Regions from separate parts of the Homo sapiens genome. Here region 2 is linked to region 1. Evidence: read pairs that join two places in POLR2A ChIA-PET (ENCODE). Cell type or tissue: GM12878. All regions are shown on one strand. Links, peaks and the distances in the headings refer to the core of each region. The heading gives the core; the rest is flanking DNA. Region 1 has its middle 270 kb from the start of DELEC1. Region 2 has its middle 13 kb from the start of WHRN.

Region 1 (7,757 bases), core at 1,540-6,539:
CCAAGAAAGCTCATGGGGCTGGAGAGGAGATGAATCTAGAGAGATGACAGACCATGTGGAACATTGTGCAGGCTTTGGCGCTTACCCTGGATCAGAAGGGAAGCCACTGGAATGTTCTGAGTAGAAGCTTGAAGTACTAACGCTTCCAGTCCAGAACAATTCCTTGGAGTTGAGATGAAACAAGGACAGAAACAAAGAAACCAGTTAGGAGGCTGGTACATTAACCCAAGAATAAAAAATGGTGGTAACTTGGATTGTAGTCGAAGCAGTGCGTATGGTCAAAAGTTGTAGTGACACCCAACAAGATGTGTTGATCCATTGGAAGTGGTGTGCAAGGACAGATGGAAAGTCCAGAATGACTTCATGTTATCAGCTTGAGCACCTGACAGGATGGGGTTGTCCTTAGCTGTGTCCCATGGGGAAGACGGTGGGAAAGAAGCTGGGAACATGTTGTGGGAGAAGATAAGAAGTTTAGTTTTTGATCAAAATATTGATTGCATATGCAAGTACAAAGACAATTATTAAAATCAAAGTTTTGGGGACAGGTGTGGTATAGACATATAAATTTGGAGTTCTTTGGTCTATGGAAGGTATTTAGATGTAGAAGAATAAATGAAAACACTGAGAGTCAGACATCGTCAGACACTGGGACATTCAGCAGAGAGAAAAATAAACCAAATGCTTGTCCTTGAAGACCTCACAATAAATAAAAATAAATAAATAGAACAAAGTACAAAAAGTAACGAGTAAAACAATATTATACTGATTTCTGGATGCAGAGTAGAGAACAACGTGGGAGGGAAGACAGACCTGAGAAGTTGCTTTTGCAATTCTCAGAGGACATCTTGTCTTGAATTTGGTGTCGGCAGTGGGAATAGAAAAAAGATTTGGGAGACACTAACAAGATTTGATCTGTAAAACTGGGTAATTTTTTTTAAGTCCACCAAAATATTTTGCTCAAAAGACACAAAAACAGTTTTTGGTACTTAAAAAAAAAAAAGGCAGCAAAGTGAGGTTGCAACTCATAGAATTGACCTTAGTTGTAATCCCCACTCCGTTTGCTTAACCCTTTTATTACAATTGGTGCCACTTTAACTTTTCTATGTTTTAGTTACCTTTTCTGTGAATGGGATAAATAACACTTTACAATGTTTCTACGAGTATTAAAGAAAAACTTACAGAGTAGCTCCTAGCAGGAAGGGTTAGTGTGGAATAGTTAGCAGGTGTAGGAGAGGAAAAAAATCACTTTTTCCTCTACCCAGCTTTGGTTCAATGGCTGGACCCCTGCAAATTAGACTAACAAATGACAGATTAACAAGATAAGAACAAAGAGAAATTGACTAATATGTGCACTGCATTATTCAAAGGAATATTCAGTGATGAGTAATTTAAAGGGATGGGTATACCTTGGGCATATATGTCATCTTAGAAAAGAATAATAAATTTGTAGACAATTGATAAGACAAAAGAAAATGACTTTGAGTTCTAGTGGTGGCAAATTGTAGGAAGGAAAATATATGAGAAAACTAACGGAAGAATAGAGCTAATTAGTGAGGTTTGTTATGTAGATTCTCCTGGTACAGTCTTCAGTCTCAAGGATAATAAGGGTTTAGAATTGTTTCAGGTGATTAAATTATGTCCTTTCTGGTAGAGAACGTGGGGTGGGGGGGGTGCATCCTTATAAATTTATGTCCCACTTTTAGGCAAATAAGAGTAGGACAGAGAGCTTTTATTTTATCTGCTTCCTCTCAATTGTCTTCAGCTCCAAATAATCAATATGCCAAAGTGGCATATTCTGCTACCCTTCACAGGTATTCAGAAGTTATTACTTCTCTTTTTATCTAATTAAGAAGCTCAAAAACTTCATAAAATGAAATAAAAACAGAACTCATTAACTCAACTAAAAAAATGACTTTAGGCATGGTTGGATCCAAGCTTATCAAAGCTCAGCTTCTTTTCCTCTCTCACTCTGCTTTCAGATCTATCAGTTTTATCATCAGACAGGCTTTAACCAGATAATGCAAGAGACTGAGGCTGTAAAAGCTGGCTATTCCAAGTGTCAGGCTACAAAATGTTATTTGTTTTGTCATCAAGGCTCCTTTTGTCCTACCTCAAGCGGAGCTATCTGTTAACTATTCCACCATCTATGTCCTTATGATATTGAATTGGTGCTGTGACTACAGGCAACCTCAGTGGAAAGAATGTCTCTTTTCCAATATCTTCAGCAAACTTTCCAGATATGACTCTTGGCCCATCCTAGAATATGCTACATTCTTGACTATGGACAAGAGGTTGGAATTCTCTCATTTACCTAGGGCTGGAATCAGCCTCACCCAAACCTCATAGAGTAAGGTTAAGGGAGGATCAAGGAGGAAAAAATTTCAGTCCGCTATTTTACTTTTGCTATTTGATTATACTTTCAAATACTTCAAATGTTTCTGGCCACCAGGCTTCTCATTTTGTTATGTAGTAGCCATGATGGATTTCATGACTCAAAGACTATGACAACCTATAAACTCTTTGTAAGAAGAAACCTTCACTTGAGCCTGGGAAGTCTAGGCTACAGTGAGCTGAGATCATGCCACTGCACTTCAGCCTGGGAGACAGAGAGAGATTCTGTCAAAAAAACACAAGAACAAAAACAAACAAACAAACAAAAAACAGAATACAGAAAAGCAACCTTGTGCTTGGGAGGAAAGCCAGGCATATGCCCCTACCCCTCCAACTACTTTCCATTCCTGCCTCCTCTTCATATCCTTCCATAGATAGCTGTCAAAACCATATTGCTTTGAAAAAACAAAATAGCATTTCAGTTCCACTCAGCCTTTTAACAACTGAAGATAGTAGTTAACTGTAAGACAAATAAAGGGATTCCTAAAGGCACAAGCACAGCATGACAAATTAGCAGGCTCATGGCCCTAGGATAGGAGAGAGCTTCCCACTCAGTCTGAATCACCAGCTCACTGGTGGGAATAATTTATTTGATGCAAATAAAAAAATTGAACATTTATAAACCAGCTAAACAAGAAGCTTAAGGGGAGAGCTTCTGGTGCTTGGAAAAAAGAATTTATTCTCCATGGGAATTAGATGATTGGACATCTATCAGGACTTCGGACATGCACACATCTGGTACAAATTGCTAGGATACTTAGTCACTTAGTAAAGTCCTCACCAGCACGTAGCTTTTGATTATAGACCTTGCTCTTCCACTGGAAAGCCTTTCCTCTAATGTGAGAAGGACATATTGGAACTGTCAATCATACCCCCAAAATAAACCTCTAACTTACTGCTCTCTATTTCAATGTCCTCACTAGAGTCTACTCTCTTGTCTAGAAAACTGGTGGCAGTAGTTAACAGGTTTTTCTGCTTATTCTTTTTTTAAAATAATCTTTTTATTTGAGAATAATTTTAAATTTACAGAACGGTTCCAAAAATAATACAGATAGCTTTTGTAGATCTCTCATCTGGTTTCTCCTAGTATTAACATCTTACAACACCACAGCACATTTATCACAACTAAGAATCCAAAATTGGTACATTACCATTAACTAAACTGCAGACTTTATTCAGGTTTAACCAATTTTTATGCTGACATCATTTTTCTCTTCCAGGATACCACATAGCATGTAGTCATCATATCTCATTAGTGTCCTCTGGTCTGTGACAATGTCTGTCCTTTCCTGCTTTTCCTGCCTTGACAGCTTTGTGGAGTACCTGAGGCCAGAAATTTTCACCAGTGAACCCAGTTCATGTTTTTCTGATGTTTGCCTCATTAAACTAAGTTTATAGATTTGGGAAAAGAATCTCACAGAGTTGAAGTTCCCTCCCTATCACATTACATTAGAAGGTACTTATTATCAGAATGGCCTATTGTTGGTGACATTAACCTTGATTATTTAGTTAAGGAAGTGTTTGCCAGTTGGTTTGTTAGTTTTTTTTTATATAAAGTTACTACTTTGCCCTTTCCCACACTCTACATATTGGATGTGAATTGCTAAGTATAGCCCACACCCAAGGTGGTAGTGTTGTGGTAGACCTGGTGGGAAGAATTGCCTATTTCTATTTTTATCCAGTGCAAATTCATTATACACATTGAGTGCACTTTTTAAAAAGCAATAAACAAACAAATAGAAAACAAATTAAATTAGGTAACTCTCTTACCTAATACCTTTCAGTGCCTTCCCAATCTCCTCAGGAGAAATCTGAAATCTTGTTGATATTGTGCCATTAATTGAACTGTACAATAACCTTAACCCCTCTCCCCTGAGACACACCCAACTTCTTATTTCTCTAACTCCTACTTACTTTCAGGTCTCAACTCCAGTGTCACTTCCTCAGAGAAGCCACTGTGAATTCCCCTAAAATTGAAATTAGTTTCCCCTACTGTCACTTTTTATTAATGTACTGTTCCTTGTAGAGATAACTACAAATTATCACAATTTATAAATTTGTAATTCTGTATTCATTTAGTTGACATTTGCCTCCTCCATGAATTTACAAGGATAATGTGGTCAGAGCTATGTTTATTTTTTTTATCAGTTATACAGCTCTTAGCACGAGCAGGATTTTGTACATAGGCAACAGCAAATAACTCTGGATAATTAAGCAGAAACAAGTTGTTAAAAGAATAAGAAGTCACAATTCACAGTGTTGCTGGTAATGTTGACCCAAAAAAGCCAAACTCTGTAAAATACTTGAAGAGATTTATTCTGAGACAAATGTGAGTGACCATGGCCCAAGGCACTGTCTCAAGAGGTCCTGAGAACATGTCCCCAAGGTGAGGTGGTTGGGTTACTTTAGGAAAGAAGGAAGGAAGGAAGGATGGAAAGAAAGAAGGAAGGAAGGAAGGAAGGAAGGAAGGAAGGAAGGAAGGAAGGAAGGAAGGAAGGAAGGAAACAGGAAGTTTGTGCCATTCAATTTTTGATTCATCTGACTCCAGATTTACCAAGAAAACATCTGACAATAATTTGACATTTCATGAGGAACCAGCCACTGGAAAAGAATAAGCTGTTCAGACTGCCTGGAATTTCTCACTGTTAACTGAAAAACTGGCTTTTGACTAAGATGTGGTGTACCCTGTAGCCTGGTACAGGGAAGGAATGTACTGACCTCAGGGACACTCATATTCCAGTCCATGTGACAGTTATATTTTGCAATATCAGTTAATAAATTAAATTTACAATTTTGTAGTTAATTCCTGAGAGTTTAATTACTGTGATTCTCATCCGAAGAGATGAATTTGCTCTTAAATGGGTACGCTTAGCATAGGGAATGCAAGCCTCTATAATTATGTTGGCAACATTTTATTTCCTAAACTGAATGGTAGGTATATGGGCTTTCATTTATTCTTTGTCACATTTTGTGTATTGAAATCTTTTATAATGTATTTTCAAATAAAATGCAATAAAAGGAAGAATGGTTTAATGAATGAAGAATGAATTTGCTTTTAGAAGATATTACTTTAGCCCAGATTAACCACTTTTTCATTTCCTTCTACTTTACCCTCCAACAACACTGAATTAATTGGATGAATTTTCAGTTCCATCTCTGCTATGCTACTTCTTATACAGTTCCATGCCTTATTTCTTTTCTCCTGCCTTGGAAAGCCTTCCTTTATTCTTTCTTCTAGCCACTCCCTCTCACATATTTTTTTTTTAAAGACAACCCATAATCATCATACAAGACAATTCAGGAATTTGTTTCCTACTGAAGAGCCTTCTCTTTCAGTTTCTCCTACCCGTACTTACTGGAGAAGGCTCTACTCCTACCCATGCCTTATCTCCATCTCTCCCATCCAGTGGCATTATGTCCTCTGCTGCTCCAAACACACTGCACTATCTGTTTACAGGTTTGCCTTGCCACCAACTAGAAACTGGCCAAGAGAAGGAACTAAGCCATATTCATTCCTTGACCTCCTGTACCCAGCAATATGCCCAACTCACATTTACTGAACTGACCCTAGGAAAGCTATGTCTCTGAAACGTAGTTGCCTCCATTATAAACACACACAGGCAGACATAGTATAGCCTGCAGCCAGTTTTTAGCCACATATTAGCTACTTGAAGCAAAGCTTGCTTTTCTATACTCCCAACACATCAAGGCTAACCCAATTTCCTTCTCTTAACAGTGAGTAAATTAAGGCTCAGACAGGGAGAGTAACCTGTACAAGATCGCACAGGAATGGAAAAGCAATTCAGAGCCAGAATTCAGGTCTCTTCCAATGGTACCTGTTGATGATCATGAAAAGCACGTTGTCAAACTTCCTGATGCCCCAATTCTGCAGAGCAGCTGGGTGGAAGTGGTTCTTACTGGCACAGCCCTTCAGCCAAACCAGATCAGACTTCCAAAGAACAGCTTGTAGGAGTGTCCACAGTCAGTGGCCATTAACACGGCATTTTCACACTTCCTGGTGCCTGGCCTGCACCGGCAGGTCTGCTTCCTTTTGGTCAGTTTCACTGGCAGACACAGTAAGTAATCTGTGTACCCTTTGAAGGCCTTTCCCCTAGGGCCTTGTTAGCCTAGGCTCTTGGAGCCTTGGCTGAGACTGTCCTTTCCATATTCTGCTGACCTGAAGTCATCTGGTGCAAATGGAAACAGAGGAGCTGGCTCTCTGGAAATGAGTCTTACAAAAACAAGTTGCTTTCTTTTCAAACTGTGAATTCCATTAACCAACTGGAATGGCCTTTATGTATTTGGCATCAGATATAGACTTGCCCTCCTTTTGCCCCTTCAGAATTTTGGAGATAATAATGTTCTACCCTTGGGCATTTCCAGAGCCAACCTGGAGGGAACATTTTAGCATGGATTTCCCAGCTGGTTGTTTTCTTTTTTAGAAAGTGCATCTTTTTTTTTTTTTTTTTGCCAGAGTCTTACTCTGTCACCTAGGCTGGAGTGCAGTGGTGTGATCTCGGCTCACTGCAACCTCCGCCTCCTGGGTTCAAGCAATTCTCCTGCCTCACCCTACTGAGTAGCTGGGACTACAGGCGCACACCACCACACCTGGCTGATTTTTTTTGTATTTTAGTAGAGATGGGGTTTCACCGTGTTGCCCAGGCTGGTCTTAAACTCCTGAACTCAGGCAATCTGCCCGTCTTGGCCTCCCAAAGTGCTAGGATTACAGGCGTGAGCCACTGCGCCCAGCCACAAAGTGCATCTTTTTAATTGCTGGTCTGCATTGATATGCTTGAGAATGCACAACTGAGTTACCACCCCTTCTTGCCTCTCTTCTGATTCTAGAGGGAAACTCTGTGATAGCCTCATCTATTGCCAAACAGATCAGAGTATGAGCATTCTCAAAGCTAGAAGGCCCTTCAGCAGCACCTGGGTAAATCTTTAATCTTTATGAATGAGCATGAAAGTCTGAAAAGGGAAGAACTTTGACCAAGCATACCCAATATTAGAATTGGGACTAAACCCAGGTTTTCTGGCTCCTGATGTAGATCTCAGAACTTCAAGGCATTTTCAAGCAACAAACAAGAACAAAAAAGGGCCTCAAACATTGATAATATTGATAAAAAATTTTCTATCAGTTTATCTTTCAAATTCCCTCTTCATTCCCTCTCTTGCTTCCTTTGTTTATTCATTTGTTTACTCTTAATTCTTCATCTGTGTTTCTTTTGCCTCAAATTCTTTTCTACTCCCTTCAATTTGTCCTTCAAACGCAGGTCTGTGAAGTTCAGTGAAGTTTTTTTCATGTCCTGGGACAAATAGTTCCAAACCTAACTGTGTCTAAATTATTGGAGAACTTTTTTGAAGGA
Region 2 (7,757 bases), core at 1,783-6,782, 890 kb before region 1:
CACATTTTTTTTTTTTTTTTGAGATGGAGTCTCACTCTGTTGCCCAGGCTGGAGTGCAGTGGCGTGATCTTGGCTCACTGCAACCTCCTTCTCCTGGGTTCAAGCAATTCTCCTGCCTCAGCTTCGTGAGTAGCTGGGACTACAGGCACACGCCGCCATGCCCGGCTAATTTTTTTTGTATTTCAGTAGAGACAGGGTTTCACCGTGTTGTCCAGGCTGGTCATGAACTTCTGAGCTCAGGCAATCTGCCCGCCTTGGCCTCCCAAAGTGCTGGGATTACAGGCATGAGCCACCGCACCTGGCCAGTGCTACACACTTTTTAACACCCAGATCTCATGAGAACTCTATCACCAGAACAGCACCAAAGAGATAGTACTAAACCATCTGCGAAGGATCCACCCGGATGATCCAATCACCTCCCACCAGGCCCCACCTCTAACATTGGGGATTCCAATTGAACATGAAGTTTGGGTGGGGACACAGATCCAAACCATATCAGGCTGCCGTAACAAAATACCATGGACTGGGTGACTTAAACAACAGACATTTATTTTCTCACAAATCTAGAATCTTGAAGTCCAAGATCAAGGTGTCAACAGGGTTGGTTTCTTCTGAGCCCTCTCTCCTTGGTTTGTAGACAGCCTTCTCCCTGTGTCTTCACATGGTCTTTTGCCTGTTTATGTGCCCATGTCTGTGTCCAAATTTTCTCTTCTTATAAGTCATATTGGATTAAGGCTCACCCTAAAACATCATAACTACCTCTTTAAAGGCCTTATCTCCAAATATAGTTACATTCTGAGGTCCTCAGGATTAGGACTTCCACATATGAATATGAGGTAAGGGAGGACATAATTCAGCCCATAATAGTATGTATATTCCCAACTAATGTTAGATGCTTCCTCCTCCAGCTCCAATTGGTGAAAATCTTTATGTCCCAATTCCAGGCACGACTTCTCAGGCTCTCCTATCCTAACTATTCTATGAGAACTAGTTTGTGTCATGAAAAACCTTCCATAAGGACGTGCATTTGTTCCTTGCTCTGTGCATGACAAAAAACAAAAAAACAAAAACAGCAACAACAGCCCTGGTGCTATCCTAACACTGTTGGAATGTGCCTAACGAGTCACTTGAATAACCTTTCTTTAATTTAATCCAATGGCAGTAATTTTCTGGAACACACCGTTACAAGGGAGCAGTATGATCTCCAGGGCTTTTTGTTGTCTAATTAAAAGGCACTGTAGCAAGAAGGAGTTTGCAGTTGCCTTTCAGAATCTGATTTTGGAGTTGGAGAAAATGAGGATTTTTTACTGGACTGTGAGGAGGTTAGGAAGGGTGGCCGGCCCAGGGAGACTGTGGAAGCTTTTGCTGGTCATGTGGCAAAGGCTTTGTGCCATTGTTTTTGCTTGTCAGAAAAAGCCAAGGTCACTCCACTGTCTGGGAGTCCTCTTTCCTTTTAGGTGATGGACAACGAAAGCCTGACCATGGGCTAAGAGCCTCACTGGCTGAGGAATTTCATGGGGCAGGGGTGGCTGCTGATCCATTTACAAAATTAACTCATTCATCAGCACTGTCTTACTGAACATTTATTAGGTGCTAATGGTGGGCATAAAGGTAAAAATAATTGACATTTATAAATATCTATAGATTACAGGTTCTTAATGTGGGGATCATGACTTCAGAGCACCTGTGACGTCTCAGAAATTGTGCACCGTATCTGTGCTTGTGTGCGTATCAATGTTTCATTTTTCTAAATTCTGTGGTCCATGACCAAAAACATTGAGACCTCCTTATTCTAAATAATACTTGCTTCAATTTACTGAGAGCTTACTTTATCAGATACATTATGTTCCTTTCTTCATTTAAGACTCATGTCAATTCTCCAAGAATTCCTGTATCATCCCCATTCAACAGATGAGGAAACTGAGGCTGGGAGGCTAAGCTTTTAAAAGGCAAAGCTTGGGTTTCATCCAGTCATACAACAAACTTTTATTGAATATCCCTGCTCTAGAGGAAGAGTTAGACAACTGCAATACAATGAGGTGGGTGCTCCAATAGAGGAAGGTAGATGGGGCACAGAGGGAGCACCTGACCCAATGTGGAGGTTGGAAGTCAGGAAAGCTTCCTGGAGGAGTGAATGCCTGCACTGAGTCTTAAGGAGAAGGCAGGTAAAATAGTTGGGAAGGGGACTCCGGAAGTGAAGACTAATTTGTGTCTGGGAGTGTGCCAGTTCAAGAAGGGAGAGAAACACAGAAACACAGATCTGACCAAGGTCTTCTTTTTTTTTTTTTTTTTTTTTTTTTTCAGAAACCTCATTCAACCAGTAAACCTCAGAAATGATATTCAGCCTCACTTGTGATCAGAGAGTTGCAAGTTAAAACAACATTGAGATACCATTTCGCACATACCAGATTGGCAAAATCAAAATAACTGACATTACCAAGTATTGGCAAGGTTGTGGTGCAAAAGGAATGTGCTTACAGGGCTGGTGGGAGTATAAATTGGCAGGACCACTGTGGAGAGCTGCTTGGCAGCATCTAGTAGGCTTGAAAAAATGCCAACTCTAGACCTGGTGGCTCCGTATCTTGGTATATTTCCTGGAGGAAACTCTTACACATTTGTACCAGACATGTGTCCGTTGGTTTCTGCTATGTAACAAACCATCCCAAAATGCACTGTCTAACCATCACCGGTTTAGCTCACACTTCTGTGAGTCAGCTGAGCTTTTTCATGGGTCTGCGGTCAGTTGGAGGCTCAGCTGGTAGCTGAATGATCTAGGAAGCCCTTACTCACTTGCCTGTCAGTTCGCTGGCAATTGGCTGGGGCTACGGGAGCAATTGGTCTACACATCCCTTGTCATCCAATTGATGTCACAATTAACACCTTTGCCTGGGAGATAGGAGATGCCTCGAATAAATGGGAGCTGAAATCACACTTTCTGCAGGATGAACTGATAACATGAATTAGAAAAACGCAGCCTTCAATTGCTTTTCTTTTCCTTGTAACAGTTTTATTGGAGTATTGTTCAAGTACCATACAATTTACTCACTTAAAGTGTATAGTTATATGGTTTTTGATATATTCCCAGTTGTGCAATCAATTCTAGAACATTTTCATCACCCCCAAAAGAAGCCCCATACCCTCTAGCCATCATCCCCCATAATCAACCCCCAGCCCTAAAATGCCACTTACTTACTGTGTCTAGAGATTTGCTTATTCTGGACATTTCATACAAATGGAGTGATTCAATATGTAGCCTTTTGTGACTGGCTTGTTTTTTTTGTTTTGTTTTGTTTTGTTTTTGTTTCTGTTTCTGTTTGTTTGTTTTGAGATGGAGTCTTGCTTTGTAGCCCAGGCTGGAGTGCAGTGGCATAATCTCAGCTCACTGTAAACTCTGCCTCTCAGATTCAAGCCACTCTCCTGCCTCAGCCTCCCATGTAGGTAGGATTACAGGCCCCTGCCACCACATCTGCTAATTTTTGAATTTTTTTATTAGAGATGGCTTTTCACCATGTTAGCCAGGCTGGTCTAGAACTCCTGACCTCAAGTGATCCCAAAGTGCTGGGATTACAGGTGTGAGTCACCGAGCCTGGTCTTTTCCTTTTTTTTTTTTTTTTTTTTTTTTGAGACAGGGTCTTGCTCTGTCACCCAGGCTGGAGCACAGTGGCACCATTATGGCTCACTAGCTCACTGTAGTCTCTACCTTCTGGGCTCAGGCAGTCCTCCCGCCTCAGCTCCTTGAGTGGCTGGGGCTACATGTGTGCACCACCACATTCAACTAATTTTTTTACTCTTAGTAGAGCCAAGGTCTTGCTATATTGCCCCGACTGGTCTTGAATTCCTGGGCTCAAGCAATCCTCCTGTCTTGGCCTCCCAAAGTGCTGGGATTACAGGTATGAGCCACTACATCTGGCTGTGACTGGCCTCTTTCACTTAGCATAATGTCTTCAAGATTCATGCATGTTGTAGTATGTATCAGAACTTGTTTCTTTTTCATGGCTGAATAATATTCCATCATATGTCTTTGCCACATTTTGTTTATTCATCAGTTGATGGACATTTGGGTTGTTTCCACCTTTTGGCTACTATGAATAATGCTGCTATGAATATTTATGTATATGTTCTTGTGCAGACAAATGTTTTCATTCCTCTTAGTTATATACCTAGGATTAGAACTGCTGAGCTGTTTAACCATTGATAACCATAGACACCTCTATGGTTAACCATTTGAAGAACTGCTAGACTGTTTTCCAAAAAGGCTGCAATAAGTCTTAGAGTTTATAGCCTTCAAGAGTCAACCTTTTGAGGCCTTTCAATCTAACATCTGCTTGTGTTACTTTCAGTTTCTTCCTTGTTGTTATTGATGGTTTCATTTCTTTGTCAGCTTTCTACCAACCAGCATTCAGATGCGATGTGGCTTCAGGCCCAGAAAACTCACAGTTTTGGGGCAGCTCTGTCTATTCCACCCTTTGGACTCTGAGGCCCTGACAAGATTGAGGAACTGCAGCTCCCTCGCCTGCACACTTTCGCTGGCTCATGGGGAATCTTTCTGTTCCCAGTTCCATTTCATTCCTGTTCCCTCTACTGTAGAGCCTTCCTTAGCTCCGCCCTCTCCTCCACCCAGCCAAGGGAGGGGGGTTCCTGGGGGTCATCCAACCAACTCTCCATTTCTTGCTGGGGACTCTGAGGCAAGATAGGGTGGTTGTGGTGTCCTAGGTTAGAAAATAAGTTGATGGCAGAATTTGACAGAATTCCAAGTTTCTTTTTTTCTTCTTATTATAGAAGTAATGTGTGCTTATTGTACAAAAATTTGAAAATAGATGTAAATAGATGCAAAAAGAATAAAAACACATTTTTTGGAAAAAGATCACCCCTAATTCCCCCCACTATAGAAAATAAATGCAAACGTTTTGGGTGTATAGCTTTTATTTATGTAATTATCCATTCATTTATTCAGTGTGATATTGTGATTTATAATAAGAAATATATTTTTTGGTCTTTGACCCCAATTCCTGACACAGAGCTGCTAATCCCTTGGAATTTCCTGGATGATAGAAGCATATTTTGTTCTAATGAGGCAGCTCTTAGTGGGTTCCTGAATGGAGGTGGTCGCCAGAAACATGAAACCGTGATTAGAAGCTCAGAACTTTCAGCCTCACACTGCCTACCCGTATCCCCCAGGAAGGGAAGAGGAGCTGGAGACTGAATTAATAATCTACCATGTGATAAAACTCCAAAAAATCCCTGAACTATGGGGTCCAGAAAGCTTCTAGGTTGCTGAACACAGGAAGGTTCTCAAAGGGTGTCAAGCCCACAGAAGACGTGGAAGCTCTGCACCCCTTTCCCACATACCTTGACTTGCGTACCTCTTCCTCCACTATTTGTCTATATCCTTTGTACCATCCAGTATAATAAACTGGTAAGCATAAATACATGTTTCCCTGAGTTCTGTGAGCTGCCCTGGCAAAGATCAAAACTAAGAAGGAGGTTGTAGGAACCTCCGATATACAGCTGGTTGGTCAGAAGCGCAGGTGATGGCGTGGACTTGTGATTGGTGTCTGAAGTGGGTGGCAGTCTTGTAAGACTGCACCCTTAACTTGTGGGGCTTGTGTTAACTCCAGGTAGATAGTGTCAGAATTTAATTGTATCGTACGACACCCAGCTGGTGTTGGAGAATCCGTCTGTGTGGGAAAAAAACTCACATATCTGGGGCCACAGAAGTGTTAACTGTGAGTATAAAGAAAAATTCATTTTTCCTATATACATTCAGTAAAGGTTTATTGGGTGTCTACCAATTGCTAAGTACTTTATCAAACCCTGGGGACTTTTTTTTTTTAATATACGTAGGTATGTAAATATATACATCTTTCCCTACAAAAATGGAATCATCATTATATAGATATTATATATAATTTGAATTTCTCTATCATACCAACAATATGTGGTCAGTCTTTTTCTATGGCAATGCAAATAAATCTACGTCATTCTTAATGACCATTTAGAATTTACCATGATTTCTTTAAGCAATCCTCTGTTATCAGACACTTCAATATTTTAACTTTCTCTTATTGTCAGCATAGCTATAATAAACAATCTTTTGTCTTCTTAACTCTTCAGATAAATTCATAGAGACATAGTAGCTGGCCAAAAGTATATTCTTTTCTAGAGGCTATTATTGATACTTTTTGCCAGCACCTATCAAAAAGACTTCATAGGTAGCGTCTCCCATCAGGAGTATGTAAGAATGCCTATTACCCACTCCTTGTGAACATTCTGCTAAGCCCTGGGGAACTTATTCTTTTTATTCTTTTCCAATTTGAAAAGCAAAAAAATTGGTTGTATGTGTTTCCTTGGGCTACTGTAACAAAGTATCACAAACTGTGTGCTGAAAAGAACAGAAAATGTATTCACAGTTCTGGAGGCTAGAATTCTAAACTCAAGGTATCAGCAGGGCCATCCTGCCTCTGAAACCTGCAGGGAAATCATTCTTGGTGTCCTTCTGGCTTCAGGTGTCTTCCTAGCTTCTGGTGGCTTGCTGGCAATCTTTCGTGTGCCTTGGCTTGCAGCTGCATTGCTCCAATCTCTGCCTTCATTGACATTCGGCTTTCTCCCTGAGTGTCTCTGTCTTCACATGGCCAGCTTCTTATTAGACACCCATTGGCCAGGCACGGTGGCTCATGCCTGTAATCCCAGCACTTCGGGAGGCAGAGGCAGGCAGATCACCCAAGGTCAGGAGTTCAAGCCCAGCCTGGCGTACATGGAGAAACTCTGTCTCTACTAAAAATACAAAAATTAGCTGGGTGTGGTGGCACATACCTATAATCCCAGCTACTTGGGAGGCTGAGGCAGGAGAATCGCTTGAACCCGGGAGGCAGAGGTTGCAGTGAGCCAAGATCAAGCCACTGCCCTCCAGCCTGGGTGATGAGAGTGAAACTCCTTCTCAAAAACAAAAAAACAAAAATCAACAAAAAATAAAAAACACGAAACCCATTTTGTTGGATTAGGGGCCAGTTCTACTCCAGTAGGACCTCATCTTAACTAACTGCATCTGCAATGACCTTATTTCCATATTTCCAAATAAGGTTACATTCTAATAAGATACTGGGGGTTCGGATGTCAACATACCTTTTTCTCTTTTTTTGGCAGAGGAAGACGCAATTCAATCCATAATATTGGTAATGCATGACTTTAACATTTGTTTTCTGTCCCAGCTACTCAGGAGGCTGAGGTGGGAGGATCATTTGAGCCCAGGACTTTGAGGCCAGCCTGGTAACGTAGCGAGACCTTGACTCTTTAAAAAAATGTTTTTTGATTCCTGAAAAGATTAAGCATTTTTCCATATATACCTTTGTTCATTTTTCTACAATAATCTTTGTCTTTATTTACTTTTAAGAACTCTTTACAAAATAAAAATATTCACAACTAAACCCTAGGCTCTTTTCCTCTTTTACTCAATCTCAAACACAGCAAAATGTGTCCAGACTTTGGAGTATTTTTAAATTGTCAGAGTATAGCTTGCCTTGGGTGCTGCTCTCTGCCTACTGGCATGGGGAGAGAATCCTCTTCTTATGGCCCCAGCTGGGGAATGTGACATTTGTGACTTCTGTATTAATCAAAATAGGCTAGATTATGCCACATTAAAAAAATGACCCCAGAAATCTTGGTGAGTCACAGCACAAATATTTATTTCTCACTCAGACCACATGTTCACTGCAGGTTGGCTAAGACCCTGCCCTGCACCATTACTCCAAGACCCAGGC

Evidence for each region. ChIA-PET counts read pairs that join two places held together with the same protein. Peaks named below come from ENCODE experiments on the same cell type or tissue, not always from the same donor. Only the 100,000 strongest peaks of a DNase experiment are listed, where the experiment ranks them.
Region 2: POLR2A ChIA-PET joins it to region 1 with 5 read pairs; 1 of 35 experiments calls an interaction of 5 or more read pairs at or near these places.

The regions. Positions count from the first base shown.
Region 1 is chr9:115,409,210-115,416,966 of GRCh38, forward strand. No RefSeq gene overlaps it. Among named protein-coding and RNA genes, the nearest start is that of DELEC1, 270 kb to the left of the region's middle. In GM12878, for the core only: no CTCF peak of the experiment used is centred there; a DNase peak (open chromatin) is centred at 4,292.
Region 2 is chr9:114,514,355-114,522,111 of GRCh38, forward strand. No RefSeq gene overlaps it. Among named protein-coding and RNA genes, the nearest start is that of WHRN, 13 kb to the left of the region's middle. RefSeq lists an enhancer at 4,241-4,410. In GM12878, for the core only: no CTCF peak of the experiment used is centred there; a DNase peak (open chromatin) is centred at 4,382; H3K27ac peaks cover 351 bases; H3K27me3 peaks cover 154 bases.